2 separate regions of the Homo sapiens genome follow, and region 2 is linked to region 1. The links are chromatin loops, found by intact Hi-C in ENCODE. Cell type or tissue: PC-9. All regions are shown on one strand. Each heading gives the region's core, and the rest is flanking DNA. Links, peaks and the distances in the headings are about the cores only.

Region 1 (16,689 bases), core at 3,174-11,173:
CAGTGAAATTTCAAAACACCAGGGGAAAGGCAATCTTAAAAGCATCGAAGGGGGGAATATTATTTACAAAAGAAAAACAAGTAGACTGAATAATTTTCAACAGCAATATGGCAGCCAGAAGAGAGTGGAATATCTTCAAAATGTTGAATGAAAATAGCTGTCAACCTATAATTTAGTGTCCAGAAACATTATATTTTGAGAACAAAAATGTAATTAAGACATTTTTAGATTAAAAACTATTCTTTTCACTGCCTTCACTAGATGAACTTCTGAAGTACACTTTCAGATGAAGGAAAGTGACCCAGTAGGAAATACTGGAATACAAGAAAAAATGGTGAACAAAGAAGCTGATTAACATTTGGGTTAATATAAAGAGGCCTGGTCTGTACAAAATAATATTAATAAATAATATGAAATTGTGAGGCTTAAAAGACACAGTTTAAATGCTAGAGAATAACTTACAAATCAGAAGGAGGATAATTAGAGTTAAATCATTCTAAGGTTTTTGTATTGTTCTGAGGAGTTTAATATATTAATTTTAAGTGTCCTTAAGAAAAATATTCACAATAAGATTTTAACAGAAATGATCCATATGGTACTTCACAACCTCAATTTTACAGGTAAACACACACACACACAAAGATAATAAATCATAGAGTTAGTATGTGATGAAGCTAGGATTTGAATTCAAGCAGAGAACGTGGTTTTGACCATTATGCTCTACAATATCTTAAAGACTCTAAAAGAACGGAAATGTGATGTAGAAATTCCAAACCAGTAGAGGAAGGGAGAAAGAATAAGAGGTAAACAAATATTAACAATCAATCTTCCTCTGTAAGCCACAAAAAAGCAAGAAAAAAGAAATGTAGAAGGAAAGGAGACACATAGATAGAAGGTAAAGACTGAGGAGAAAAACATTCAAGCATGTAAATAATCACAATATAAATGGACTAAACTTTCTAGTTAAAAGACAGAGTCAAGGCAGTTTTTAAAGATATAGCTATATGTTATTTACAAACATAAGAACGTGGAAAGCTTAAGATATATCAATTATATAATAATTAAAGCTGGTATAGCTATGTTGACATCACACGCAATGAGCTTCAAGATAAAAAAGCATTATTGTGGCTAGAAAAGGTCATCACATAATGATAAAATCTACAAGAGGAAATTGAAAAACTCATTATCATAGTGTAGCTATTTCAACACCCATTCAACCACTGTTAAGTTATTGATATCTCTCTATATCTATCTCTATCTCTCAATATATATATAGATTACTTATATAGAGACCTATATCTATCGATATATGTATATATCATATATATAATACATATGTGGCATATAGCAATTAGAGAATACACATACTCAACAAACCCATAAGAAATATTTGTAAAAATTAACCAGCATACCTTAATACATTTCTGAGAATTTGCATCATCTAGAAAAGGGGTTAAAAATCTTTTTATGTAAAGGACCTGATAACAAAAGCTAAGGTTTTGGAGGTCAGTGGTCTCTATTGCAACTACACAACTCTGCCACTGTGTAACTCAATAGCAGCCATAGACAATACATAAGCAAATGACCTTAACTATGTTCCAATTAATGTAAGACCCACTAAATTTGAATTTTATGTAATCTTTACAGACCTCAAAATATTATCCTTCTTTTGTGTTGTTTGACCATTTAAAATGTACCAACCATTCTTAGTTTGCCAGCTGTAGAAAAACAGGTGACAGGCCAAGTGTGGCCCATAGGGTGGTGATTCACTGACCTCTGATCTTGACTCATCTGTTTGTAAGGCAGTACAGTTAGAAATCAATAGCCGACTAATTTTTAAAACATTTAAGTTTAAAATGAAATTTTAATTAATTGTACTTTTTAATTTCTAAAGATTAATTTAAATGGGATTTAAAAACAGACTCCCCGCCCGGCATGCTGGCTCATGCCTGTAATCCCAGAACTTTGGGAGGCCACGGCGGGCAGATCACGAGGTCAAGAGTTCAAGACCAGCCTGACCAACATGGTGAAACCCCGTCTCTACTAAAAATACAAAAAAAATTACCCGGGTGTGGTGGCACATGCCTGTAATCCCAGCTACTCGGGGGCTGAGGCAGGAGAATCACTTGAACCCAGGAGGAGGAGGTTGCAATGAGCTGAAATCCCACCACTGCACTCCAGCCTGGGTGATAGAGCGAGACTCCATCTAAAAAAAAAAAAAAAAAAAAAAAAAAAAAACAGACTTCCCAATAATGTATGAATAGAAGAAGAAATCATAATAATAAAATTTATAAATATGTAAAACTGCAAGAAAGAGAAATAAATTCTAGTATATTCTGTTAACAAAATATTCTATAGCGGTGAACATGAGGAAGCAACCACTATGTTCCGCAGTATAGATTACTCTTAGAAACTTAGAGTTGAGTGAAAAAAGTCATAGAAGATTATGCATGATAAGATATCCTTTTTAGAGAGCTCAGAAAAGCATAACTAAATGATTTATTATTTAGGAGCAGCAGACATTTGTTAAAAATTTGTTTGTAAACAAAGGAATGTTTATCACAAAATTCAGAATAGTAGTTACCTCTGAAAGGCAGGAAAGGAATGAAATGAGGAAGCTAACACAGATAAGTTGCAATAGTATTGTAAGGTGAATCATCGGTGCTCATCTTAATTACTATTCTTGTCCCTCCTGGGAGAAAAATTGTGGAATTGCATACGGTAGGGAGGACCTTAATGCAGGGAGACAGCCATGGCTAGGGAAAGGCTAAAAGAGATGAGACAGAATGACGGAAGAAGGACAATGGAATTGTTGCTCTAATTTGTGGTGAAAGTGCTCCAGTCATATTCTCTTATTTACCTGGACTCAGGTCATCAGAATGTCTCATTCCCTATTATCTCTGACCTTTGAATGACTGATGAGCTCTGTAGATTTAAAACAAAAAAAAAAACTCCTTTCTGAACAAGAGCACAGGTATTCTGTTTCCAATTTTAAATGTGAAAGTTTGTTTTTATGGTTTTTATGAAAAGGTTGATTTCCTCCAGCAATTTTAATGTTCTGTATAACTAACAGAAATTTAATTTTTGAATTTGAGAGTTATTGATCCATTTACTAGTAACAGCTGAATGTTCCTTAAAATGCAAAAGAGACATTTGTTTTATCTTTTTGAGAGAATGGTGCTGTTTGTTCTGCAGAACTGGAAATTTGCCATTTATGAGCAGCACTTATCTCACTATTTACAGCTTTTTCTAATCAGATCTAGGCTTTTTATTTTCCTACTTGTGCCTAAGCAAAAAAAAAAAAAAAAAGAAAGAAAAAGAAAAGCAGATGAGAATGAAAAGGGAAGAAAATAAAATAACTGTGGGGGGGGGGAATCTTCAAAAAACTATCTGTTTAAAATTATAGTAGAGCTTTAAAGTGGAATTCTACTATACAATTGAAAAGAATGAGGTGGTGACATTAACTACTAGCTAGGATAGACAGCAAGATATATATTTATTAAGGTGGGGGGAGACAGCATGTTGCAATACATTATGTAGTATGAATTAACTTATATAAAAAAGAATAACAAATAAATATAAGCCAACATTCTACCAGTATTTTATGGGAGAGGGGTGACAGTGTAATAGGAGTCACTTTCACTATTTCAGTTAATTTATTTCTATAATTGAATTTTAAGCCATTTTTAATACTACAAAAAAGTATTATTTTGTGGCAGAGAAAATTTAACTTAGTAATATTTTATTATTCATTGTGGATTTTTCATGTTTCTCAATTCTTTACTCCTGCTAGAACTCGGGCAGATTTTTAAAACTCCCATCCCTAATGTCCAAAGTTGCATTTTTGTATCTTTAGGATTGCTGAGCTAGAATAATCCTTAGGCTATTTAACAATTCCCCCTGGGTAAGCTCATTGGCATTGCAAACACAGACACTGTTTCCTTTAGTTGGCACCCAAACTTTCTTCTTCCTTAACAGCAGAATCCTCAGCAGGGAAAATAAAACGAAAGAAAACTCCTATTACGAATTTGGAAAGTTTTAAAATGCAAATGCACATTTATCAATACCTATCTCACCGAGATCACTTGTGCTCAAGGTAATTCCAACAACCTTAAAGATCATTTTCCTGATCACAGCACAGAAATCCCAGTTTCGTTTTTGCTTTGGTTTTTTTAATCAAAAATTCATTGGTTGCTAAGAAATCCCAGTTTGGGCAAGGCAAGAGCAAATATATCCCACAGATTTTAAATGTAACTTCATCTTAAAGGACTCAGAAACACATCCACAACCCCCAACACACACACAGAGAAAGAAAGAGAGAATCTCTAAAGTGTGCTATAAACACTTGTTGGCTTTCCAAAAACATTAAGTTTCGTACCACTTTAATGAACACTTTTTAAATGCAAAGCTTTCAAAGTATTTTCTTCACTTTATTGTATGAAGGATGCATTTCTTTCCTTCCTCTCTTCTTTCCTTCCTTCATCCTTCCTTCCTTTCTTCCTTCCTTCCCTCCTTCCCTTTCTTTCTTTTCTTTCTTTCTTTCTTTCTCTCTCTCTCTCTCTTTCTTTCTTTCTTTCTTTCTTTCTTTCTTTCTTTCTTTCTTTCCTTCTTTCTCTCTTTCTCTCTCTCTCTTTCTTTCTTTCTTTGAGACAGAGTCTCACACTGCCACCCAGGCTGGAGTGCAGTGGCACAATCTTGGCTCACTACAACCTCCGCTTCCTGGGCTCAAGCGATTCTCCTGCCGCAGCCTCCCAAGTAACTGGGATTTCAAGCATGTGCCACCACACACGGCTAATTTTTGTATTTTTAGCAGAGACGGGTTTTTGCCATAGTGGCCAGGCTGGTCTCGAACTCCTGACCTCAAGAGATCTGCTCACCTCGGCCTCCCAAAGTGCTAGGATTACAGGCGTGAGCCACTGCACCTGGCCAAAGGATGCATTTCTGATCTTATTAACCACACTCATCATTCTGGGCATTCATGACTGTACTACAGAGGTACACGACCCTTTAATCAAAACCCTTGCAACCAGATGTTTTTAATTTTGTAAAGGGAACATGGTACTTATACCATATATTCGTCCCACCCCAAATAAGGTCTGTAATTAACACATTATTTCTGCAGCAAAACATATTCCCACAAATTAGAATGAACTTCCTAAGTTGCCTCACATCAGTTCAGATAAGATTTGCTGCCAAACAAGTACAAGACAAGTCAGGCTTTGCTACCAAATGGAATTTGAAAACAAACAACCCAACCAAACAAACTTAAAAAAAAAATGAATCTTTTGTTTTGATACTGCAGATAAGTCACTGCGCACTTATGTAACAGTGACTAAAAGGGTGCCTGAGTTGTTTTGTCTTGGATGTAGAGGTCATGGCTATCATTTTGAGGACTCGAGGTCTGCTTCTCTAAGTCTTCCTGCCTCTATGCAATCTGGCATCCTCCCGTCTGTTTTGTTGCTGTGATTTCCTCTACCACCTTTCCTGTCCTGTTAATTTATCACTTTTAATCTGCTGTGACTTAATGAAATAGATACTAACATTATAATTATGTATGAAATTAGAGTAAGTAGGTTTTACATCAGAAGGCCAAAAGTTGTTTTATAATAAGGTATATAAACTTTGCTCATATTCATGATAAAAGCTATTTCAACCATTTAGAGGCTTTTTTGTTTGCTAGTGATTCGCACCTGTATTTGCAATTTTTGAGATACTTATCTTTAAAAAAAACCCAACACTCCCCACTCTGAGAAAAAAAGAGAGAGATACATTGTCTCATTTTATAGATGTCATCTATTTTCAGGATCTGACATCTTATAAAACCATATTATTATAATATATATATATGACATTTTGGTCATCGAAAAATAAGCTAAAGTTTAAAACTTATTCACTCTAGCACAAAAAAGATTATGACGATAAATAGTGAAGTATTTGTAAAATATTAAAAGTAGAATCTCAGCATGACTTTTGTAAACAATAACAGTCAATTGCCAATATTTTTATTATCGCTCAACTTGCAAGTCCTTCCATATTCTGCCCCTGCCTTCTGCATTTATCTTCCTTTATTACTGCTGTCAGTGTGAGCCTTTCCACAGCTCCAACATGTAGAGCCCTTCAGCGGCAATGCCCACACAGGCCATACTTATCCCTGCAACACATAAGAAATCTGAGGAGGCCGGGCGCAGTGGCTCATGCCTGTAACCCCAGCACTTTGGGAGGCCGAGGCGGGCGGATCACGAGGTCAGGAGATGGAGACCATCCTGGCTAACACGGTGAAACCCCGTCTCTACTAAAAAAATACAAAAAATTAGCTGGGCGTGGTGGTGGGCGCCTGTAGTCCCAGCTACTCGGGAGGCTGAGGCAGGAGAACGTCGTGAACCCGGGAGGCGGAGCTTGCAGTGAGCCGAGATCGTGCCACTGCACTCCAGCCTGGGAGACAGTGGGAGACTCCGTCTCAAAAAAAAAAAAAAAAAAAGAAAGAAAAAAAAATCTGAGGAGGAGTAGAGGGTCACAAATAGAAATCAACACAGGAATGTCCAAGACTCAAGGTTCCCTGAGGGAAGTAGCCAAAGCTGGTCGAACATCAGTATCAAGTGTTAAGAGAGAGAGGTAATGAAAGCCCTACTCCAGAAGAGTACCAGGAGAAGTAAGAACAAAGAAACCCAATCAGGTGACTCAAGCATAAGAAAGCATCTTGAGGGCCTCTGACTCACCCATTTAGCAAAGGTCCAAGTACCTGCCAAGCACAGGGATGGGCCCTGGGGATACAAAAAAAAAAAAAGTACAAAATGGTCCCCACCCTTCAGGGCATGCAGTGTTGTTAGCAATTAGACAAGCATAAACAAATAATGACAACCATATACCATGTCATACCAGTACAATTTAATACCAGGTGCTACCTGAGCACAGGGAAATGAGTGCCTGACGCTGCTGTGCAAAACCAGCAGTGACATCACAGAGACTTGCTGTGCTTCCTTTCACTGAATGGCTTCCAACTTCCATGCTGCTCCTCCAGCGCTCTGACATGCATTCGCCACAGCGCCTTAGCACTTGCTCTTCCCTTGCCCTAGAGCACTCTTCTTCCAGATTGCTACATGGCTCACTCACTTCATTCAGTTCTCAGCTCAAGTGCTACCTCATCAGAAAAGATTTCTCTGACGAACCACCCTATTTAAACTATACTCCTACCCTGCCTAAACCCATACACACACACACACACACACACACTCACTCACTCTCTCTCTCCCTATTGCATTACATTGCTTTTTTATCACAGCACCTATCACAATCTGAAGATCTCGTTCAATTATTTATTGTCTGTTTCCCTCATGTAAATTCTGTGAGAGCAGGGATATCTGTCAGTTTTGTTTATTGCTATATATCCCCAGTGCTGGGCAGAGTTTAATGAATGAATAAGGAGAAATTTGAGCTGAGTTATGAAGAACATGTAGCAGTTTATCAAGGGAATGGGCAGGAGGTGGAGGCAGGAACACAGAATGTACATAGACACAAATAACAAGGAGTCAAGGCACTGTTAAAGGAACTTAAAGAGGGAAATAAAATAATCTGTTCCTGGCACACAGTGTGTTTATATTCCATGTTATTAAATAAATGAGTGAATGAGTGAATAAATGGTTGAATTAATAAACAGAGTTGTGCTTTAGAAAGTGTGTAAGGGGGCTGGGCATGGTGGCTCACACCTGTAATCCCAGCACTTTGGGAGGCCGAGGCAGGAGGATCATGAGGTCAGGAGATCAAGATCATCCTGGCTAACATGGTGAAACCCTGTCTCTACTAAAAATACAAGAAATTAGCCAGGCGTGGTGGCAGGTGCCTGTAGTCCCAGCTACTCGGGAGGCTGAGGCAGGAGAATGGCAGGAAGCCAGGAGGCGGAGCTTGCAGTGAGCCAAGATCGCATCACTGCATTCCAGCCTGGGTGACAGAGTGAGACTTGGTCTCAAAAAAAGAAAAAGAAAGCGTGTAAGGGGGCAGGCCTGTGCTGGATTTGCGGCAGACTGTCTTGCAGCTTCTAGGGCTAACTCAGGTGAGGTGGAGCTGCTAGGGTCCTGAATTCAGAGATCCCTTGATTGACAAGGAACATTATGGCAAGCCAGTGGCTGAAGTAACTGAGGAGGAGAAGAATGATCAGGAACTCAAGGAGACTCAGCTCATCAAAGCTGCTCCAACAATGACAACGAGCTCTGTGTTTGAAGACCCCACAATCAGTAAATTCACCAACATGATGATGAAGGGAGAAAACAAAGTACTAGCCAGATCCTTCATGACTCAGGTTCTGGAAGCTATGAGAAGTACCATGATGCTTCTGCAGGGGAACAGGCAACCATTGAACACAACCCCTATACCAGAGGTCCCCAACCGTTTTGGCACCAGAAACTGGTTCCCACCGACAGGGGAGAGGGGGTTGATGGGAGAGGGGTGGAAGGGATTGATGATTTCATCAGGCACTGGATTCTCATAAGGAGTATGCAACCTAGATCCCCGAATGTGCAGTTTACAATAGGGTTCGTGCTTCTATGAGAATCTAAAGTTGCTGCTGATCTGACAGGAGGTGAAGCTCAGACGGTAATGCTGGCTTTCTCACCTTGCTTGCTCGCCACTCACCTCCTGCTGTGTGGCCTGGTTTCTAACAGGCCATGAACCTTACCACGGGTCCATGGCCTGGGGGTTGGGAACTCCTGCCCTACACCGTCTTCAACTAGGCAGTGAAAAACTATGAGCCTGTGATTGGGCTGATACCCATCCTCAAGGGAGGCCATTTCTCCTGGATCCCTGGATCCTCACCCTACCAATATCACCACTTCCTGGCCATAAAGTGGATGATCACTAAGTGGCACCAGGGGATGCTGATGCCAGCCAGAGAAGCTGTCGCATGGGCTGCTGGAGGCTTTTTGCAACCAGGGCCCCGTGATCAAGAGGAAGCATGACATGCACAAGATGGTCAAGGCCAACCATGCCCTGGCCCACTACTGCTGGCGGTAGAGATTCCAGAAGGAGCTCAGGGCCCTCCACTGCAAGAAATACTGTGAGCCACTGCCACTTCAAAAAATAGCTGTGGGTTAAGGATGTAGTTCCTTTTTAAGGGCCGGCAGGCCTCATGAGAAGGATGGAGCAGCATATTTATTGCCTGGTAATCCTTCTTTCTTTGAGGCTAAAATTTGCTCTCCCTCTGTCCCCCTCTCCTTGTAAAGAGAGAGCACATTGTCTTGGAAACGTCGTCCAAGAAACTTAGGACCCAGGCTTCTCTTCGCTCAGCTTGGGATGGACCTTTGGATGATATAAAAGGAAGCGGTTTTAGGTATTAGAAAAGATTTTGGACATTTGGATGATATAAAAGGAAGCGGTTTTAGGTATTAGAAAAGATTTATTAGAAAATTCTCACACTGAACTGGTATACCTTGTGGTACAGTACTACCATTCACTAAAACTGTCTGGAGGGGGAAAAAAGAAAGTGTGTAGGATAGATTGATGGAATGGAAGGTAGGAAGTAGAGAAATCTCAAAGGCTAGTCTTCTATAAAGAGAAAAATCAGGCTCCAAAATGGCCTTAGCCCCTTCCCCTCAACAACCCCACAGAAAAACAAAAACAAATATATAGTGCTGAGATTATCACTAGCAATATACAGAACTCAAATATGAGGAGGAGATAGTTCCCGAGACCACAGAAAAGTGAAACAACTTTGAGCAGAGAGTAAGAAAATCAGACTTCCATATCCAGCACATGCTTCCTCCTTCCTGGCACCAAAAGTGTGGAAAACTTCCCTTACTCATGGTTTCTACACGGGAAAAGTGAGATAAAGGTGGGCAACAAGCTTCTCTATCATCTTGGGTTCCCTAGCTGGAAACCTGTCCCTGCCTCAAACCACAGGAAGCATACCAGGTGCTGTAGGTAGAAATATCCCTGAGGGCTGCCAGACACAAGGAAGGGAAGTGGAACTACCATCCCCAGCCCTGGACACTCTGCTCTGTAACTTGGCAAAAGAAAATGCCAAGGCTGGGTGCAGTGGCTCATGCCTGTAATCCCAGCACTTTGGGAGGCCGAGGCAGGCGGATCACGAGGTCAGGAGATCAAGACCATCCTGGCTAACGTGGCGAAACCCCATCTCTACTAAAAATACAAAAAAAAAAAAAAAAATTAGCGGGGCGTGGTGGCATGTGCCTGTAGTCCTAGCTACTCAGGAGGCTGAGGCAGGAGAATGGCGTGAACCCAGGAGGCGGAGCTTGCAGTGAGCCAAGATTGCACCACTGCACTCCAGCCTGGGCAACAGAGTGAGACTTTGTCTCAAAAAAAAAAAAAAAAAAAGGAAACACCAAATCAGAGTGTCCAATCAGCAGCACCATGCAGCAGGAGGTACATTCCACAGGTTGGTCCCCCTAGGCACAAACCCCTAACAATCCTTTCCATATTAATAGGATATCCTTTTTCAGACCTCCCTCATTAAAGACAGGCTATGTGAAAGTACACAGTCAAAGAATTAAGAAGAAAACATAGTGAAAAGGAACAAAGATCACCCACAGGATACAGAAAATTACCTCAACAGACCAAATCCAGGAATTATTGGTGTTCCAGGAACAAAAAACAAATAAAGGGGTCATTTCAGCAAGAGGATATAACAATTTTATAACACTTATATATCAGTGCACCCAACGCCAGAGCTCCCAAGTATATAAAGCAAACATTAATAGATGAAAAAGGAGATATAGACTGCAATACAATAAAAGTAAGGGATTTTACTCTCCATTCTCAGTAATGGATGGATTATTCACACAGAAAATCAACAGAGTTAAACTACACCCAAGACCAAATAGGCCTAATTGATATTTACAGAGCATTTCATCCAACTGCTGCAGAATACACATACTTTTCATCAGCACATGGAACATTCTCCAGAATAGACCATATCTCATGCCAGAAAACAAGTTTCAACTAATTCAAACAAGTAGAAATCATATCAAGTATCTTTTCTGACCACAATGAAATAAAACTAGAAATCAATAAAAAGAGAAACCTCAGGGAATACACAGACACGTGAAAATCAAACAACATTCTCCTGAATGACCAGTGGGTCAGTGAAGAAATTAAGGGGGAAATTTAAAAGTTTCTTGAAAGAAATGAAAATGGAAATACAACATACCAAAATCTATAGGATACAGCAAAAGCAGCAGTAAAAGGGAAATTTATTGCAATAAATGCCTATATCAAAAATGTAGAAAGACTTCAAATAAACAATCTAAATATACACCTCAAGGAACTAGAAAAGCAAGAACAAACCAAACCAAAATTAGTAGAAGGAAAGAAATATAAAGGTCAGAGCAGAAATAAATGAAATTGAGACCAAAAAAATACAGAAAATCAATAAAACAGAAAGATGATGTTTTGAAAAGATAAACAAAATCAACAAACTTTTGTCTAGACTAAGAAAAAAGGGCAAGGCGCGGTAGCTCACACCTGTAATCCCAGCACTTTGGGAGGCCAAGGCAGGCAAATCACAAGGTCTGGAGATCGAGACCATCCTGGCCAACACGGTGAAACCCCATCTTTACAAAAAATACAAAAAATTAGCTGGGCATGTTGGAGCGTACCTGTAGTCCCAGCTGCTCAGGAGGCTGAGGCAGGGGAATTGCTTGAACCTGGGAGGCAGAGGTTGCAGGGAGCCAAGATCATGCCACTGCACTCCAGCCTGGCGACAGAGCAAGACTCAGTCTCAAAAAAGAAAAGAAAAAAGAAAAAGAAAAAAAGAGAGAAGACCAAATAAATAAAATCAGAAATAAACAAGGAGACATAACAACTAAGACCACAGAAATGCAAAGAATTAGAGATGATTATGAGCAACTATTTGCCAACAAGTTGCAAAACCTAAAAGAAATGAATAAATTCCTGGACATATAATACCTACCAAGATTGAACCATGAAGAAATAGAAAAATAATGAAGGCCTGAACTAAAAACATGAGAGTAGAGAAGAGAGATTACATCTGAGAAGCAAGCCAGATTGTCATATGATTGATGTGGAGGAGTCAAAGAGGAAAGAGGATTCTGATATGGGTGTCCAGATGGGTGGCAGTGCCATCGGCTACTGAGTAAAACCAGGCAAGGGGACTACAGTGGGGAGGTAATCCATTCCATGTTGGAGATCTTGGGATTGAAGTGCCTTTTTAACAGGTGAAGACAACGAATATGTAGCGTAAAGTGTAGGCCTACGAGTATAGTCAAGACAGAAGACAGATTTGGTATAGCATGGATGTCTTCATCTTCAGAATGTTCTACTGGAATAAGAAGACAAAATGTAAGGACCATTTAAGAAATCAAGAGGCAGAAAGAAGAAAAGGAGCCTCCACAGAAAACTGAGAAGCAGCAGCTACTAGGGTGATGAGATGAAAACTGTGGGTTCAAGCCCCATGAAAACATGCAGTGTGCTGTCTAGCTCACTAGTCCCAGTGCCCTGGCCCACAGGAGAGACTCAAATACATAGGAAAACTGAACCAAGTAAAGCAGGGAAGAGGGAGGGATGGAAGGGAGCTTGGAAGGAGTGAACTGGTTAACAGTAAAACTACAAATGTAGCAAGAAACATAGTGAAAGCTAAGTATTCAAAATACAATTTATTTCATTTTATTTATTTTTGTTTGTTTTAATTTTTTGTTTGTTTGTTTGTTTGAGACAGAGTTTTGTTCTTGTTGCCCAGGCTGGAGTACAATGGCGTGATCTCAGCTCACCACAACTTCCGCCTCCTGGATTCAAGCCATTCTCCTGCCTCAGCCTCCTGAGTAGCCAGAATTACAGGCATGCACCACCATGCCTGGCTAATATTTTGTATTTTTAGTAGAGACGGGTTTTCTCCATGTTGTCCAGGCTGGTCTCGAACTCCTGACCTCAGGTGATCCACCCGCCTCGGCCTCCCAAAGTGCTGGGATTACAGGCATAAGCCACTGTGCCCAGCCTTTTTTATTTATTTTTTGAGACAGGCTCTTCCTCTGTCACCCAGGCTGGAGTGCAGTGGCAGGATGATAGTTCACTGCAAGCTCAAACTCTTGGGCTCAAGAGATCCTCTTGCCTCAGCATCTCAAAGTGCTGGGATTACAGGTGTGAGCCACCACACCCAGTCCGAAATGTATTTTAGTAACATGCCAGACACCGTTTTGACCAGGTTACATAGCTTAATTTAGTCAATTCTTATGAAGACCCTGTAAAGTAAGGATTATTATTATCCCCACTTTACAGATGAGAAAATGAGGCACAGAGAGGTGAAGTTGCCTAAGGTGACACAGGAAATCAATGAGAGAGGCAAGATTGAAACCCAACTGTCCTGCTTCAAAGCCAACATTTATTTGCACAGATGGGAGAGTGTGCTTTCTGAGGGAATTTAAGTGTGGGCAATTTCAATGGAGTGGCAGCTTTGTGGCCTGGGAAGCTGAAAGGAAGGTGAAGAAGTGGAGAGAGCAAAGGTAAACTGCTGTTGCAAGGAGCTTAGCTAGGAAGAGAGGATAGACTAGTAGCTGGAAGGGAACATAGGAGTGACAGAAGCTGTTTTGTGTTTTTAATGAGCAAGTCTGGAGCATGTGGGCTCGATAGATTCTGTTTACATTACACTGTAGAATTTGCTCAAGGAAAACGAGGGGGTTGGATAAAAAGACAGATTCCTTCCAGCTTTGAGTCTACTATTCCACAACTTTGAAATTCTTTCTCAGTGAAGCCAGATGGAAGATTTTACTTGATAAAATTAGTTGGAAAAAATCATTTACTACACTTTTAATGAGGTATTTAAATAGAAACCCAAAGACCTATTTATTCTAATATCGTTTTAATTCATGAGCTTTTAATGTTTTCCCAAGCTGGTCTGTGACATTTCTTGGCCTAAAGAGAAATCTAAAGTTTTTATTGTCTTTAGATTTGGCCTAATGACATGTTTCTGCTTTCCTGTCTAAGGTTAGGAAAGAAAGAGTCAAGGTTATCTTGGGTTCATATTCTTTTTCTCCATTGCCTTTTCCTTTCTGTTCTCTGCCCCTCTTTCCACACAAAGAAAAAAAAGTAAGTGCAGGCGGTTATAAAAAAAAAGCCATGTTTCTTTCACAATACATCTTAAACTAATGTAATCACTCGTGTAAGTGTTTTCTGCAATTTTCTGTCTACTAAATATCCCTTGAAACACTTCAGCTTTCTCCGAACCTGGTATCTTTCACTTATGCTAAACTTTTTCTTTTCTCCTTCTCTTCCTATGAGCAAGAGAGAAGGATAGACTAGTAACTAGATAGACTAATAGCAGTGTATGCATGTCAATCCCAGAAATTACCCCAGAGCCTCATTTTATCTCTACATCACTGCACAAAGCCCTTTCTCAGCACACCTGCTTCAATTATACGTATTCCTATTTTTTTCATACTTTTTGCACTTTCCTATCTCCAGTTACTCCTTTTCCTATCCTTACCTCAGTTTTCAATTATCCCCTAGTAGGGCTATAAGAAGGGGAGAGACGGCTGCAAAAAATATAGAACTCATTTTTTCCAGCTTTCAGATGTGTTTTGGCACCTACCAAAATTGGTATATCCCCAGTTTTGGAAATTCACTATACTTCAGACAAAGTAACATTACACCTGGAAGACAGGTCTCAAAAGGAATTAGAGAGCTATTCACTTAGCAAATCTTTGCTCCTTGCTCATTTCTATTCTGGGCACTCCTCCATACAATGGATGAATAGCATTATCTCTCAGACAAATGCAAATAATCTTCATAGAGAGATCTTTATGTTTTTCTCTAAAGTATGGTATCTTTCTAGCTCACAGTTCCCTGGAACCAGGTGATAATTAAAGAGTTTCAGGCTCAAAGGTGTTCTCTCTGAAATTCCTGATGAGCTAGCTTCAGACAAGAATGAGAGTAAACAGAGATGGTGATGATATCATAAGTGGATCAGGTTATAATGTTAATAAGTTGGAAATGAAATGTGGCTGCCTAGTATCAATAATTGACTTAATTCACATTTTCCCTGACACATGTAAATCCAAATCCCAGCATTCATAATTGTAGTTACCGTATTTTGGCAGGCATATGTACCAAGCTGAGATGAACAGAGCACAAATAATCTCTGTCAGTACTGTAGCCTACACCACAGTGGAACCTCATTATAAAGAGATCTAAAACATTTTGTGACAGCAGGCAATCCTTCTCTAGAAATAATAGCAGAAATCTCAATATCTCTAAATCTAAATAATGATTTGCATCCTTTATCTTTACAGAACAGGCTTTTAAAACTATAAAATATTTTAGAATACTCAGCCTCTGGGACAAACTAAGTACTTCTCTATATAATTGAGCAACATTTTCAAATATTGACCACCCTGATGATTCCAAACCATGTAATTAGCTTAATCAAGTATACTTTCCTCCATCTTACTCTTGGCAAAACATATTTTTACATTATTTAATACAATTAAAAAGCCATTCGTTTTTCTATTTCTCCTTTTTTTTTTTTTTTTTTTTTGAGATGGAGTCTCGCTCTGTCGCCCAGGCTGGAGTGCAGTGGCGCGATCTCCGCTCACTGCAAGCTCCGCCTCCCGGGTTCACACCATTCTCCTGCCTCAGCCTCCCGAGTAGCTGGGACTACAGGCGCCCACCACCATGCCCGGCTAATATTTTGTATTTTTAGTAGAGATGGAGTTTCACCGTGTTAGCCAGGATGGTCTCGATCTCCTGACCTCGTGATCCGCCCACCTCGGCCTCCCAAAGTGCTGGGATTACAGGCGTGAGCCACTGCGCCTGGCTATTTCTCCTTATTTTTATTTTTTTCTTAATCAAGAATGCTGAAAACCTAATTTTTAAACCATGAAAATTTTCCATTGGAAAGTCTTCAATTTTTAGGATACGGAACATTTTAGCTTAAAACAATTAATTGGCAAATGACCGATGCAAATGCTTTTTATTAAAATTTTACTTCTATTTTTACAAGGGCTAAAAAAAAACTAGAATATGTGCTTTATACCATCTAATAGTTAAAATTCTTCTGTATGTGAGAATGTGAAAGTCTTCTGTAAAAGGAAACATTTTCCCTAAATGAGTTTTTGAAGGAATCAATTTCCTCTATTCCTGGTCACAACAGTTTCTGAGTTTTTGACAAGTCTTGTCTCCAAGAGTTTCTGATACTCTTTCCAAATGTTTAGTAGGAAGAAGCTTCTCTTTGCTTTTTCTGGGAGAAAAAGCCAGAAGAACTCTGAGGCTGCAGTTCTCTCTCCTGACCTCCTGTCCTTCCTCACTCCTAGCTCCCAGAAGTCCTTCCAAAGGTTACCAACTGGCTTTAACCCAACTTTAACTTTTCAACTGAGGGCTTGGAGAGGCAACCTAGACTTTTTAAATTTTTTCTTTTGTTTCATAAAACACAAGATTGAAAGATTATTATAAAATATTGCCTTTCGAACACACCATGCTTACATTGGCAGAATCCATGAGAGCACTGTGGTCCCAAGGCCCTTTAAGAGGTGGGGTGTTATTTCTGAAATGGATTTGGACCATATGCAACACATATAAGAAAGTTGCATTTTCCCGCCACAGTGGAAAACATCTGTTTTGCTAGTGGATTTGACTCTATTGCCAGAATAACTTTCCAGATGTTTTGAAACTCTAAACAACTGCTTCCTTTCTGATCTGCTCTGCCTCAAAAATTGATTTGCTAAGAAAACACAT
Region 2 (16,689 bases), core at 4,763-12,762, 200 kb before region 1:
CTGAGGGGAGCCTGAATCTCCACTTTACTGCTGCACAAGTCATGTCACCTCTCAAGGCTCCCATTTCTCTTCTGTAAAATATGAATGATAACTTTCACTAATTTTTGTAAAGCAGACATGATGGGAAATAATATAACCTAGATAAGTGATTTGAAACTGTGAAGTGCTACTTATGAATGATGTTCTCCTCTCTTCTATTTTTATCGAATATTTTGTTTGGTTTTCCTCTAATATCCTTCCCTGGAGGTCAGTTGGGGCTTTGCTTTGAGCAGCCCATCCTCTTGATCTGCAGTTTGAATTTCGGGACTTTCAAGGACAAGTCCCTCCATAAATAGTCTTTATTTACTTTTCTTGTGGTCTTGTTGTTTGGTTGTTTTTTGTTTTGATACAAAATGTAGCCACTAAGCAGATGCAGATTGAATGTCCAGGCAATCTCTGGTCTTATCTATTCCCTGTGTTGACATAACACCAGAAGCAATGGATTAGGTGTCCATGTGTGATGACCACAAGGGGTAGCTCAGCCACTGATAGGATACCATCACCACAAAAGGGAATATATTTTCTCCAAACCGTGTTGAAAAATACAGGTTAGGCTGAGGCATCAATCCAGTGATGTTCGAAATATTAATTTTGTTTTTTGTATGAAGTTGTTACACAGGAAGCTTCTTAAAATCCTATGAATATTTTGACCGGATCTCATTTAAATGTTATTTCTAGTGCTATTACTTATAGAGAAACTCTGGGAAACAAAGAAAAAGGAGGAACACTGTGAAATTACCCTTACTTCTTGGCAGAAAGATATATTTTGGTGATTTCATTTTGGCTTTCATTCAAGTATAACTTTTACATGATTGTGCTCATATTATATGTATGTATATATGTGTGTTACTTTACATTCTATTTACATTGTAGTTTCTCATTTAGGATTTTACTATGTAGCCTGTATAGTATCAAAAATTACCTACAACTCTATAAATCTCATTTTAAGGACAGACTAATGTTTCATTAAAGATACACTATTGCATACTTAAACCAATCTCCTTTTTATAGAACATTAAATTGGATTATTTTCCACTTTTTACTATTATCTGTGTCCACACCATTTATTAGCACTTTATTAATTCTACCTCCACAAACAATAGGTAAAATGGACTGCCTCAACAAACTTGTCATCATTAAATATTATTCTTTTCCTTCTAGCTTTGTCCACTACATAGATAGAAAATAATTATTTCAATGTACTTTGTATTACTTGACTATTGTTGGCATATTTTAATATTTCCTCAGTTTACTTCAAAAATCATTTAATAAACACAGCTAAGTGCTAAGCATTAGGAATAAAAAGACATAGTTTCTAACTTCCAGGGAATATTTGGCCTAGTGGTTGATGTCCTTTACTTATTTGTCTATTTGTATATGTTACTGATTTGAATGACTTTATCACAAAAATAAAGGCATCAATATTCTGTCATAATTCTAGAAAATATTTTTCTTTTCCAGTTTGTGGTTTACCCTGTGTTTTATTCTTTTTAACTTTTTAAAATATACAGTAGATTGAGATTTTTATTTGTAATGTATTCTACTGCTCTTAATTTTAGAAATTCCTTTCCTAAAGGAATCAGAGAGAAATTAACCAATATTTTCCTCTGTATTTTTAAAGACAATTTATTAAATTACCTGGAATTTGCTTTGGTGTATGATAATGGGATATCCTTTTTTTTTCAAAATAGCCCCATGATTTGATTGAATATTCATTTCCTTTAGCATTAATAATGATTTAATGTACAGCATGGTGAACATAGTTCATAATACCGTATTGTATACTTGAAATTTGCTAGGAAAGTAGATCTTAAGTGTTCTCACCACACACACACACACACAAATATATATACATACATATATATGTATATATACACACACATATATATAAACATATATATAATCTGGGGTGATGAATGTGTTAACTAGCTTGATTGTGGTAATCATTTCATAACATATATGTATATCAAGTCATCACATTGTACACCTTAAATATATACAATTTTTATTATACTGCAATAAAGTTAGGGGAAAAAAATTCCACTGTTTTTTTAAAAAAGCCATGATGTTCTAAGCTCTGTTATTAATCAAAATACTTGTACAGTTGATTCTCTTGGATTTTCTAGTTATAAAACTGTGTCTCTGTAAATAATGAAAATGGTTTCCTTTAACACCAGATCTTGATCATTAAAATTGTCATAGTATAAAATATTATATCTTTGCACATGTCTGCTCTGAAACCTGTTTTTGTCTTTTGTTCCAGGAGCAGTACATTTTTATCCATCAGTGTGTGCAACTGATGTGGATGAAGAAGAAGCAGCAGTTCTGCATCAGTGATGTCATATACGAGAATGTTAGCAAGTCCTAGTTCAGAATCCGGAGCAGTAAGTGGAGAAGAGCTCTCCACGAGTGCTCAGTCTTAGAACTATTAGAGGGGGATGTGATGGATGGGACAAAAGACAGCAGTAGCCATTTGTATTGACTCTGACTTCACATGAGTATTTCTTCCCAGCTCCTGGCCTCACATGGGTGGTCACAGGGAGAAACAAGTACTGTAGCAGATCTTTGAGTTTCAATGCACCTTGGTTGGTGTTGGCAACAAACAGGAGCTTCTGCACATCATGATGACTTTACCTCCATTCCCTCTACCCAGAACCCTAAATTATTCTGTTATTGGATCTGTGCCTGTAATATCAGGATACTACCATCCAAATCTATCTAGATATCTTGTGCAAATATTTTATTGATTACAAGGGCTGTATACGGGGTTACAAAAAGACATGAGCTGGATTGGACACTCCTAAAACCAAAAACAACAGTGACAATAGAGTCTCAGGATAGCAGAGTCTGAAAATACCTTGGTCTCCCCCATTATGTGAGCCCTTACTTGAGAGCTTCATGAAGACACTTGTAACATATTCAACGTCCTGTACTCCAGTTTTGACTACGAGATCAGATTTTGGAGGTGTAAGTAAACTTGGCTGAGGTAACAGTAATCTGCCCATTTAGTTCAGTAAACAGACTGTAGAGTGTCTGACTATACTGGGGGAAGAGGAGCCAATGACAGGGTAGGGAGATGACAGTGGTGCATGATGGGAGAATCATGAAAGTCTGGGAAGCATATGGACCAGTGGGAAGGATAGGATTAGCACTGCACCTCTACATCCATCAAGAGAGACAGAGCGCACAATGGAGCAGGAAGGATAAAAAATAAAGAAAGACAGAGAGAAACAAATTTGCTGGGAGAGGGAAAGACATTCAGACCCACAGAAAGGAGGCAGCACACAGAGAAAGATGCACAGATCAACCCACATCTGCATGGGTTGTGAGACTGAGCATAGTGAGAGCAGTGGTGGAGCAATAGAAGATTGCTGTGACACCAGGCTGCTTACTGTCTTTCTTTGTCTCATTCACAGGAGAGGACATGATGTGCGCCCATCCTCCCTTGCTTCCAGATTGTTTTAGTGGGCCCTGATGGTCATTTTTCTAAACAGAGGCCCTGCTTTGTAATATGTGGCCAAGGAGATAATTTATCTCACAGAAGCACCGGGAAGACTTAGCCTTAAAGAGCCTACAGTGTCCTTTTGGACTCTTTCACTTCGGGACATTTAATAATGGACCAAATTCAACAGAACACCAGGAAGGTCAAGACGCTCTCCAAAGGGCAGGAAGTACAGCACTTCCGAAGAGTTTAGTTGGCCCTTTGCTGGTTGGGCTGAGTTTTTTATTTTTAAGTGTTTGTTTTTCAGTGCAATAATTTTTGTGTGTGTGTGATTCTTATCAGAAAGTTGAATTGTTTTCTGCCTACACCGTTCATCAGCCCCATAACCCAGGAAGGAACAGGCATTGTTAGCATCAGATTATACCTCATTATTAAAAGGAGGCATGGCCACACATGAAGAAATGGTCATTCTACTTCAAAGAAATTGAGCCAGCACTATCTGTACTCCAACATTACCGGATCTGGATTGGGGAGGTTGGTCAGGGAAGAGAGGGGTTCTACCCACAGATCAACTGTGTAATCTTTTACTATTCAAGCTATAATTCAGCTTCAAAGTAGAGTAGAAAAAAAATTGTCTTAACTGTTCTAGTTCTTGATGGTTTTCTTCCTTATTAACAGTTGGTGTTTCTTCCTTGGCCCTTTTGGACTAATGTTACTGTCCAAGTTCTTTCTCAAGAAACCACATCTGGTTCAGAAGAGTGTCAAGTTGGACTCTTTGAACTCTGTTGCTGTCTGAGCAATCGTGGTGCCTAGACTTTGCATTCCTTGTTCTGTTGACCTGCATACATGTGAGAGCTATTTCTTTAAGAACTATATAGGCTGTGAAAACGCACTTTCTTTCCCCCAAAGAGCTGGGAATTTATGAAGTTATGGCAATGAACTGCAGCATGCTGGGACAATTATTTGACTACTTTTTTTTGTAATATTGTCAAATGTCTCTATGGATTCTGACAGAGATTTCTTTTTGTTTTGTTATTCTTTTGGTTGTCAGTTTCATTTTAACGAGTGTAACTAGTAACATTTTATTCTTTGGATTTTGTATAATTACAGTACATGATTGTGTATTGTGACATGAATGCTGTCAAAATGACATTGATGGCATTGTGAAGCCTGTTACTTTGTGTCACTTCCTGATAAATAAGAGGTGATGACATGGATATACAACAGAAAACACTTTGAGTTGAAAGTAAACACAAGCTGGCTGCTTCCCTGTGGCAACTGTGGCTATTGTGAGCCTCCGTGTGTGTGCTTCCAGGAGGCTTTGCTCCTCTTCATGCACCCGACACTGCCCCTTCCCTGGCTTCCCTCCATCCCTGATCATCTTCATGAAGCCACAGATATAAGATCAGCTTAATATTTTATCAGTGACCTTAGTGTTGGTGAAGGATGCCAAATGAACAGCTCTGCACCCCACCGTCTCTTGTCACTGAAAAGGCTTGGCCATGGCAGACCTTGGCAGAGTTTCTTGCAAGATCTGGCCAGTGAGTCTCAGTTTCACCTTGCAGGGTGAATGGCAGAGGATGCCCATACCCTGCAGGTTAACAGCTTGGGCTCCTCAGGGGTTGTCAGTTCCTACTCACCTCCCTGCTACCACCTCCTCCTCTTCTTCTCACCCCCGACTCCTTTATTTCCCTTTTTGGACATTTTAATAATGTGTCGCACCATTCTCAGGAACAAACATGGTTAATGAAAGGTGGCAAAGGGATGTGTGACATTCTTAGATTTTCACACATGGGCAGTCAGGAGTGAAATGTGCAACCTTGGAAGAGCTGATACAATGTATGGTAAGCTGAAGTACGTTTCCAACACTGCTGCTCAGAGCATACAGAAGTTTTGCATCCTGGAACATTGCTTCCCATGAAACAAAGCACTTCATAAATATTTTATGTTTTTCTTGAGCACCCTTTCAAGGTAGGGATCAAATAGTGCCAGATCAATTTTCCCAAAAGGAAAGAGGAAGTATCCAGAGTTTAGACTGAAGGCTTAGAGTCAAAACTACAGGAAGGTCACACTGTTCTCTGGAACACTGTTGCTCTTCAGTTTGTAGAGTTTATGATGGAAAAGGCATCAGTCTGTCAAAAGACTTGTTTAATCCTGATAATGACTTTGGAATTATCTCTCCTGGGTCTCAGTTAATAAACTGAAGAATGACCTAATCATAACTCCATATCTTGCAACAGGTATAAGAAGTATCAGATACGATAATTGACCCAAAGGTGCTTTGTGTCTTGTTCTCTCATGTATGTTCCGTAAGGCTACTCTAACCAGTTCTGTTTCCACACCAGGACCCAACTTTAAGCATTCAGAAGGGAGGCTTCCAGAGCCTCTGTATTATTAACTAGGGTTTTTAAAATTCATTTGAGTAATGCTTTGTTCTAAAAGAACACAGGGGCCTTAGTGCATGTGTTCATAATAGCCTGTATGGCACACAAAAAGATCTAAAAACTTGAGCGTTACAAAACATTTCATTTTGAGTGCTATTTTTTTTTTCTTTTTTTTTTTGAGACAGATCCTCTCTCTGTTGCCCAGGCTGGGGTGTATTGATGCAATGGCGTGACCTTGGCTCACTGCAACCTCCACCTCCCAGGTTTAAGCGATTCTCCTGCCTCAGCCTCCTGAGTAGCTGGGATTACAGGTGCGTGCCACCACGCCCAGCGAATTTTTTGTATTTTTAGTAGAAACAGGGTTTCACCATGTTGGCCTGGCTGGTCTCAAACTCCTGACCTCAGGTGACCCCCCCACCTCAGCCTCCCAAAGTGCTGGAATTACAGGTGTGAGCCACCACACCAGGCCTTGAGGGCTATTGAGATCAAATTCCTTGGCTGCAAAAGATAATTTATGAAGTTAATTGAGAAACTACCATTAGGATCTAATTAATAAATGTAATAGTTGACAGCAGTATATCCATTACTTCATATGATGATTTCGTTTAACTTGAAAAAAGTGATGGATGACAGCATTTTTTGGAAAAGCATTTTAATTCGGGGTCTACAATTTCCCACTGTAAAGACAACATTGCCTCCAAAATGTAAAACTAGAAAAGTTACTACTTTTTTTTAATGTCAGATTTTATAATGTCTCTCCTTTCCTAAAAGCTGTTCCTACTCCCAAAAAGGTGACACAGCTCTCAAATGAGGCTGTGGTGTCAACAGGCAAAGCAGGATCAGATGCTTTGGATTTGAATTTTCTGCAGGCTACTTGATAGCTGCTTGCTAGAGGATTGGCCCTTAGCCAAGGAGTTAAAGTTACTGAGTCCAACCTCTAAGAGCCAAAATTCTCCCTGCTTTCTAGCAAGGAGGCCTTCCTTTACACCTCAGGAAATGTCTGATGTAATGTGCTTCAAATAGCTGGCTCGCTTCCTAGCTCACAGATCTCTAGTCTGGTACTTGGCACAGCGATGAAGTCTGAGAGTCATGCCCATCGCTGATTATAACATTCACTTTGGCCAAAGGGGTTATAAAGCAACAAAATATAACATGCAAAACCTGCAGACTTCCACCCCTGACTTTTAATAGCCTCATTTGGAACCATTTGAAGGAAATTTCAGCTGTGACATCTCTGACCCCTGGCCTTCCAGAACAGTAAGATTTTTTGCTTTTAGTTTTATCTGGTGATTATCACAAGGCCTTTTCCTGGTGGGTCACTGGATTAAAGATGAAGTATAAGGTTTAACTCTGGGAGTTGCATTACAGGAGGGTCATGAACAGACTGAAGGCTGTCCAGACATTGTCACTAGAACCACCGGAAATGTGGAGAAATAACAGGTTATGATAACAAAACCTGGGAAAACTGGGGCTATTAAATCTGGAGTAAAGGAAGTCATTTATTGAATCACTCAGTCAACAAATGTGTGTTTATCTAATCATATTGTAGGAATCACTCAATCAATCCATCTAAGGTTTCTTGACCACTTGCAATATGCTAGGCCCTATGGTAAGCACAAATATGAAGGCTTTTAAAAATAGGCTATATAATCAGTTTTAATACTGTTGTTGGAATGTTCAAGAAAGCCTTAGCCAAGTCTTTTTCAACATTTTTATTTATATCTTCCAAAACTTCGTCAACATATCTTCTGGACATACTCACCAGCCATCATATTTAATGATGTTCAATATTTTCCTCAATGGCTTATATAACAGAAACAACAAATGTTCATTGTTTTTTTACTCATAAACCACTAGAAAGCCTGACATGATCGCTCTTGCTTGATGAGAGTCACCAAACTAGTCCTGCCCTCCTGCTCATAACAAGAGTCTCCTCCACCGTGTTCCTGGTGGATGGCTAATTCTTTTCTACAGAACACTTTTAGAGGGAGGAATTGCTTCTAAGGTAGCAAAGCATTTTTTCTTTTGTTTACACATCCAAGGACCTTACTAATATTAAGAATGTATGAGTCTGTGCCCCTCATGGGCATAGGCTTGAAGCCCAAATCTACTTCCCCATCTTGGAAAAAAAAAAAAAAGATCAGGTTCTGTGGCTGCTTTGAATACCGGACTGGCTTCTCACTTGGCAGCAAAGGAGATGGCACCTGACTCAGGGAGCAATGGGGGTTTCTTTCTAATGTGCTAATCCCTTTATGTTCATATCCTCAACTTCAAAACATCATTAGGAAGTGAGAATACTCATTTCCCAGGTGACGAAGTTGAGAGACAATAAGGTGAAGAGGCAGCGTAGTTAAATTACAACTACAGGGTTAGAAAGTGGCAGAAGCAGGATTCCCGGCCAGCTCTGCCCAGCCCTAAACCTTTTCCCCCACAACTTCATGCTGTTTCTCGTTCATACTTAGCATGGATAAAGTGCAGTAGGATGGAATTAATAGATTCATCTCCAGGTAATGTGTTTAATATAGAGGGCAGACATTCAATTTGAGAAATGGTAAATCTCTAACCTTCTAAGAAAATCATTTATTTATTGAACCTTTCATGCCAGGCACCGTAGAAGGGGCTATGGCTATGAAGATGGATGCAACAAGATTCTTGCTTCTAGTTTACATTCTAATAGGGGAAATCAGAAGTAAAAATAAGGGCAACAAAGTGTAACAGACACCGTGATAGAAACACAAAAAGTATCCAATATAGGTCCAAGGGAAGGATAGGTGATCTTTTTTTTCTAGAAGGGTCAGGAAACACTATACTACTATATTAAAGTACTAATAACTATAGGGCCACATTAAGCAATACTAAAGAGGAACATTCATTGCTCATTCAGCAAACATGAAACACCCAGTATGCATCAGTCACTGGGGCCCATATGGATGACTAATCCTCCCACCCTGCCTTCTGAACCTATTCTTCTTGGCACCTTCCAAGGGGACCATTTCTCTTAAGATGTCCACAAACAGCTCCAGCTCATGTATCACTCAGCAGAATCTAGTGGATTTACTCTTACTGCAAACCTAACAGAGCATACTGGGACTACTTTTCAAGACCCTTTGCAGAGTTCTGGGCAATGGAATGTGTGCTTCCTGGCCTCTGGACCATGAAAATTACCCAGGAGCAACCTTCCATTCCACCCTCCCCCACCCCTCTTCTTTCTTGTCTCTCTCTCTCTGTGTGTGTGTGACTGTGAATGTGTGTATGTCTCTTTCTCTCTCTCCCTCTCCTCTACCCCAACACAGATGGTGGTGCCACAGATAGGAGGACTCTGGGTCCCTGAATCACCACTTGGGGCAGGGATATCTGGTAGCATTGGCCCATTATGTGATCAAGAAATAGATTTCTATTGCATTGTCACTGAAACTTGGTCATTGTCAGTTACAGCAATCAACCTGCCCTTAACTAATATGGCAGCACAAGGATAACCTTTACAACAATGTTCCATCTAAGTTACAATAGGAAGTTTTCAGAGCAATGGTGTGTGACTGCCCAGTAAAATTCCCAGAAGACAGTTAAAGATGAAGCAGTGCAGAGCAAAGTAAACCCACAATGCAAAACAAGGGTTCAGGAAAGGCCACAAAAGCAATAATGGTTCCTTTAATAAATAAACTTTTTAACAGAAATATATGAATTCTTCTTTATAAGTTGTTTTCCTCCAGGTTAGATCTCTCCTGATCTTTTGGTTGTCATTGCTTTTCACACCCCATCATAAGACCATGACTCAGGACACCCACTAGAACTTCTTACCCTTACACTAGGCCATTGCCTCTGAATCAGACTCCTGGATTCCTATTAACAATATACCCCAAAGTGGTTTCACATCAACAAAAGCTCACACATACAGGAGCCCATGAGGCTTGGTGTTTGGAGTGATGCTGGGCAACCCAATCCTTTACATTTTGTGCGTGTCCTGGTGCGTTCCAGGGCCATGGTCACAGTTCAAAGCCAGCTGACACGAAATATTTTTGTTCAGTTCTAAGAGCACCAAAAAGTTCAAAGGGCAGTTTAAACTAGAAAAAGTTAACTGTAACCACTACATCCTTTATAAATATAAAACAGGATGGTCTTAGAAAGGTTCCTTCATGTCCAAAACCAAATTAGATCATATTGCCCCTTAACCAATGAACTTGGGAAGTGACACAGGACAGGGTCCAGCAGGACAGCAGAGCAGAGGGGCTTAGAATAAGGGACTGTGGTTGAAGAGAGGCTTGAGCTAAGTCTCTGCTCCTGACTACATATAACTCAGTCATCTAATCTATGAAATGACATCCTGATGGTAGCTTTCACATAGGGAGTCTTAGTCAGGGCTGCTGTAACAAAGCACCATAAACTAGGTGGCTTTAAATATTTCTTACGGTTCTGGAGGCAGTAAGTCCAAGATCAAGATGCCAGCATGGTCGGTTCTGGTGAGAGCCCTCTTCTGGGTAGCAGACAGCTGCCTTCTTGTATGCTTACATGGCAGAAACAAGGCAAGAGAGCTCTCTGGGGTTCCTTTTATCTGGGCACTGATCCTATTCATGAAGGTTCCACCTTTATGATATAATTACTTCCCAAAGGCCCCACCTTCTAATATCATTACATTAGGGATTAGGATTTCAACATATGAATTTTGGGGGCAAATTCAGTCCATTGCATAGGGCATCAGAAGATAACATGTGTAAGGATCTGAAAACAATACCAGGAATAGTTTAGTACATTACATACCACCCTGTTACAAGCCAATCTCCCACAGTCTCTAAGGGCCATCCTGATAGTCTTCAATAGACTTGGTAAGAGCATCTGAAGCTGGTATCTGACCTAGACTGACTGGGTTTTTCCAGGGTGACACCTGAACCCCCTCCCCTGGCAGCTACCCTCACAGTCACAGACCTTGGAATATAAAAGAGGTATAGTCTGTGACCCAATGTGGATGACCTTGTGTCATAGGCATTTGATGCAAAAGCAGAAGCTAGTGTTCCAGATAAGAGTCCTGGATTTCCCAGGCCTGGATTTCCAATTCTTTACTAGCAAATGTATTACCAATGTGTGTGTTTTATGTCCAGTGTATGTAATCTATGCTAGCGGGTTTCCCAGAAAAGCAATGTCAGCACCTAATTTACATTCCATGAAGATGTCTGCAGCTGTACAGATAATCTGCACAAATTCCTTGCACTAAAACTATATCTAGAGAGCTGACTGCTTCTAAGACAAGACAGCCAATTTGTACAAACCTTAATATGTACATACGCCTGGGTCAAGTTAAGAAGAGATGCTTGGCGTGAACAGACACCGCTTGTGAGCACCACTTAATCCCTCTGTGAACTGGTTTCCTTGTTTGTTAATGGCAATAATAAGAGCCTCCTCCACAGGGCTGCACTGAGGATTAAATGTAAAGCCCTTGGCATGGTGCCTGGTGGTCTGAGGGTACAGAATGGCATAATTGAGAAAGTATAGTCTTCAGAGTCACAGAACTCTGTGCTCTTATGCTGACTAGCAGTGTGGCCTTGAGAAGTCACCTACTATTTCTCAGCCTAAGTGTTCCCACAATAAAAAAATAATATCTACGTTTTCAAGTTGTGGTAAAACTTATAACTGGTTGTGTAAAGCACCGGCCAAAAACCTGGCAGAGTCAGCATAGCATAAATGCAGTATGATTCTTCAAATTTCCAAATCTCTCCCTCTCTTAGTGCATTTAGGCCACCAAACCCACCTACTCCTTTCAGTACCAAGACATCTACAGAGTGAGTGTGCCCCTTTGATTTCTCAGTCCCACATGGGCGCCCTTAGCATGAGCATGCCCCCTACACAAGGTCAGCTCCCAGAGCAGCAGTAACAACCCAACCCATGAAGTGCTGCCACACTTGGAGTCAGCAGCTCCCGTAAGAGGCAGAGGTTTGGCCAGGCGCAGTGGCTCACTCCTGTAATCCCAGCACTTTGGGAGGCCAAGGCCAGCAGATTACCTGAGGTCAGGAGTTCAACACCAGACTAGCCTGGCCAGTATGGTGAAAATGCGTCTCTACTAAAAATATATATAAAAAAATTAGCTGGGCGTGGTGGTGCATGCCTGCAGTCCCAACTACTCGGGAGGGTGAGGCAGGAGAATCGGTTGAACCCAGGAGGCAGAGGTTGAAGTGAGCCGAGATCACGCCACTGCACTCCAGCCTGGGCGACAGAGCAAAACTCCGTCAAAAAAAAAAAAAGAGGCAGAAGTTTTGTTTGCACATACATGTCACATATTGGGGTGGAAAACTCAGTTGGAAAAAATAATAAAAGAATTTGGAAGCATCCAGGCAATTTCAGATATCTGTTTTAATTTGCGTTCTGTAAATCCACTGCGCTGTCACCAAGGTATAACAATAGTCATTTTCTCATTCTTTTTTTTTCCATTTGCTGCAATGCAAATGAAACAAATTACCCAGACTTCCAAATTCCATCCTATAATAAGATTGGTTTTGGAGATGAGGCAATAGACTAACTTCCCTGTGCTGTTTTCCTAATAAAAAGTGCGCCCTTACTTATATACTGCAAGATACGAGGTTGCTACAGGCTATTAACACCATGACCTGCTTACCTTGCAAAGAGCTGTATTTTGTGTGTGTGTATGAGACAGAGTCTCGCTCTGTCGCCCAGGCTGGAGTGCAGTGGTGTGATCTCAGAAGAGCTATATTTTATGAGCTAGCAACAGCTCATGGCACCTGTCTTAGCCTCTTTTAGCCTATGTTCCAATAGCTCTGCTGCTAGGTTCCTTCACTAGTGAAAGACAAATCAATCCTTTTCCCACATACCTCCTAAGAGCTGGAGAGGACACTGTCGTTGTGTTTACTGAATAAACCACACCACAGATTAACTTGAAGCAAATGTATATCTACTCCTAGTTTGGGCCTGGCTATTACGAGCAGGGTTGAGACTAAGATCCAGTAATTTTTGCCCTGATTTCTTGGTATTTTATGTAATGTCGATTCCAAAGCATAAATGTGGACCTATGAGAGAACGTCCAAAGCTAATTTTTCTATCTAAACAAAATAGCGCTTTGAGGAGGTGGTCAGTCATCTGAAATTCCCCACAGATGCAAATGACCTTTGCAACTGAGAATTATATCTCCTGGTTCAACTGCTGCCTGGAACAACCACTGTCCAGTCTACCTTCATGTCCACCCGCAAGGGCCTTCATGGGACCTGGAGTTCCAAGGTCCAGAGATTTCCAAATAAAGCTCCCGGACTCCTCTCTGCATCTTCAGTGCTGATTTTACCTGTGTTATATGGAGGCATACTATATAAAATTTCATTTTTTAAAAAAGTGCTTTTTCTGCTTAAATTGTTGTATACACTGACCTATATAATACATGAGAGAAAAAAAGTTTGCATGATATATAGAAGTCCAAGAAATTGAGTCCAAATTCAGTTGTCCACTTTGTAATCTTTTACAAGCTACCTAACTTATCTGGGTTTCAATTTCCTCTCTTATAAAGTGGGATATATGTGAAAGTGCTCAGCACACATGAATTCAGTTCCTGTTTCCCTTTCCTTAGAATAGATGGGAGGGCAGAAGGCCTTGTCATATGGTACCAGTTCAGAGTAAGAAACAATGAAACAGGACAAACTGTGAAAGATCTAGAGATTTCAATTTCTGGCCAGTTTGTGTGTGCGTGTGCGTGTGCGTGTGTGTGTGTGTGTGTATGCATGTGTGCTTTATTCCATTTTTCCATGGGCTGAAAGGGCCTTCATTTCATTTTTGGAGGAAACAGGAATGATTGAACATGGGGAAATTATATTCTACTCCATATGCAGAGCTTTCCCACCCGAGGCAGCCCAGAAATGGAGCAGGAATTGGGCCAACTGCCTGGGACTACAGTCAGGAAGGAAAGAGCCGTGAGAGCCGCCTGGACCAGGACCATCTGGGCCCCTCAGCAGTCCTGGCTCATCGCACACCTCCTTCCAGCACCAAGCTCAAGGTGATGTGCCCAAAGCTCTTTCGAAGGCATTTCAACTGTTAAGATAACCAGTTCATACAGAAATCCACATCCGGGACCTTAGTTCTCTCAGAGCACGTAATAGCCACATCTTCCTCCAATTCACCTTCACGTTTAATTGTGTAGTTCTTAGTAATGCTATCTTATCAGAATTATACTAACTTTTCATTTTTTAACCTTTCTTTCACAAACGTGATGAGATAAATCTGAACATTTGGGTATTAGAAGATAGTTCTGCCAAGTGCGCCCCCCACTCAAAATAAAAACAAAAACAAAAAACAACTGAGCATTTCCCGAAAAACTGCTCTCAGAACACTGGCTTCTTTTCCTGTCCTCAACTGAGGATAGAAAGGAACAAAGAGGCAAGTAAAGGGGCTGTGAGATGATGTGGGAGTAGGTCTTAAAAATGGAGGAGAAAAGAAGGGATTGGGGAACAAAGATGATGGAGAGAGAATGCGTGGGGAAAAAGAAACACGTCATACAAACTGAAATTCCCATATAGAACCCAGAACTGCTGAGAATGCACCCTTTCTCTGGAAGTCACTTGCAGCAACCATGGCTTTATAAGTATTTTATGTTTTATTTTAGTTTTTTTAATAAGTATGCAAGAGAAAGGTGGTATTACAGAAGATAAAATGCCTTCCTTGCCCAATCCATTCCTAAGGGCCCTTTGTACAACCCTCTGAACATCTTTCATGCTAGTTACTAAGTTAAGGCCATGCCCTTTGGGAAAAACTAAGTGTCACAGCGTAAAATTACAGTGTCTGGGAAGTCAGCACTGCTAGTTTTAGGATGTAATCTTGTCCTAAGAAATCAGTAAAACTAGATTCCGGGATAAATAAGGCAAACTGCAACGGTTCTTTAGATTGTGTGCGTTCCTTGAAGGCAGAGACCCTGTCCAGGTTTTCCCTTGAATATCCAATTCTAAAAGAAAACATGTGCTAAATGTTTATTAAATGAACATTGTCTCCTACTTAGAAACAACCAGTCTTCATATAAACTCCTTTATGGGCTCTCTACAATTTTCTAATGTTGTTCCACCTTCCTTATGCAAGCATTGAGAAGAAAGTGAGAAGACTCAGACCTGGTGAGATCTCCACCCAAGCCCTAGTGCAGCCTCTATAAAGTTAATTTTAGAAAACAAGTGAATCCCATATTTCCTATAAATTTTCTTAGAGAAAAGTGTGAAGAGTTTTAAGTGATTAGAGTACCTCTCACATTAGCTTCCCATGACCCAGTGCCTATTAAGGAGAGGGAAAGAGATAAAATCTATTGGTCCCCTTTTACAAGCAGTACGAGACTATCATATCTGGGATAAGGAAAACTTGTCGGCTCTCCGCCTGGGGACAATTCTGCAACCTCAGAGCAGCAAGCTATAATTCAAGCAGAACAAGATAGTCCCACTGAACTGAAGAGGCAAAGACCAGAATTCAGTTCACCTGAAGTGCCTGAAATTTCTAAAAAGGGGCACAAGGGTGGACGGATTTGTGCAGAGTGGCCACAGAAATCTGTAAGTAGATCCACCCCCCATCCTTGGCATAGGCAACATCACCCGAGGCCTACCAAACAGTGATTGCTACAAGGCTGAGAGTGGACTAGAGCTACCAGGGTAGCTGTGCAAGGGACATTGGCAGTCCAGCTCAGCAAAAGTGAGATTTGTTCGGCACCTTTTAACAACCTGGGATGTAAATTCAGCTAAGATTAAAAATATCCCGGGTATTCATCCAAAATGCAAAAAGGAACTTAGAACTAAGGAGCCTAGAGTAAAAGCTGCTCTTCTCAGGTACAAACAAAGCCTAGAACCATGCCCTGACAAGATTTGCAAAGGAGAGTTTTTAGATCGAGTCCCATTAAGTTAGAGGCTCTCGCAAAAAACATTTTGCTTTCTATAATTCATTCTAACAGAGCATAAAACCAAGCCTATACAATTCTAAAGTGATCAGCTGGTATTGAACTCCCTGCTAGAACAAAAATAAACATTCCTCAAGGAAAGATAACATATTCTAGAATATCTGAAACATACCATCTGCAATGTTAAATATATAATAAAAAATTAGGACACACACGAAGAAACAGGACAATAGGACCAATGTTAGTGGGGAAAGCAATAAGCAGAAACTGAGCATGAGAAGGATCAAATGTTAAGCTTAGCAGATGAAGATTGCAAAGTAGCCTTTGTGCATTGTGGAAATAAAAGAAAGTGTGTTCAAAGAATTAAGGGAAAATATATTATTTTATGAGTAAACAAATAGTCTCAGCAGAGAAATGGAAGCTGTATAAACCAACTAAATGTAAATTCTAGAACTTACACAATACTTGAAATGAAAAATTTTCTTGATTGGCTTAATAGAAAAGAGAAGATCACAGATTTAAAAAAAGAGCTAGTGAATCTGAATATTGAGAGAAATTTTAGCATCTAAATAACAGGGAACATATATATTTTAAAAATTAACAGAGATTCAGGCATCTTGGGGGATGATATAAAATGGCCTAATATGTATGTATGTAATAGGAGGCTTAGGAGAGAAAAAGAGAAAAGAGGAGAAAAAATATCAGAGGAAAATGCCTTCTAATGATGAGAAAACATTGATTCATACATCCAGAAACTCAATGAACCCTGAATAGGCAAACCACCAAGAAAACCACATTAACTTTATAATCAAGCTGTTGAAAATGAAAGATACCAAAAAGAACCTTGAAAAAAGCCAAAGGGAAAAGCATGAATGATGGCTGCCATGTCATCAGGAACGATGAAAGCCAAAAATCAATGAAATGGCATTTTTAAAGTGCTAGAGTTAAAAATGGTAACCTAGAATTTTGTATAC

The links. Hi-C counts contacts between places; a loop is a spot of excess contacts. Peaks named below come from ENCODE experiments on the same cell type or tissue, not always from the same donor. Only the 100,000 strongest peaks of a DNase experiment are listed, where the experiment ranks them.
Region 2: a loop joins it to region 1, with 4 times the contacts of the local background. A loop is called at or near these places in 4 of 110 quality-filtered maps.

What each region holds. Positions count from the first base shown.
Region 1 is chr12:15,795,162-15,811,850 of GRCh38, forward strand. It overlaps the pseudogene MRPS7P2. Among named protein-coding and RNA genes, the nearest start is that of EPS8, 14 kb to the left of the region's middle. In PC-9, for the core only: no CTCF peak of the experiment used is centred there; DNase peaks (open chromatin) are centred at 5,260 and 6,800; H3K27ac peaks cover 3,075 bases.
Region 2 is chr12:15,592,635-15,609,323 of GRCh38, forward strand. It overlaps PTPRO (protein tyrosine phosphatase receptor type O), which reads left to right. Exons shown (of 27, transcript NM_030667.3): 26 at 2,303-2,423; 27 at 3,456-5,697. The coding sequence ends at 2,407. Among named protein-coding and RNA genes, the nearest start is that of EPS8, 190 kb to the right of the region's middle. In PC-9, for the core only: no CTCF peak of the experiment used is centred there; a DNase peak (open chromatin) is centred at 8,797; H3K27ac peaks cover 942 bases.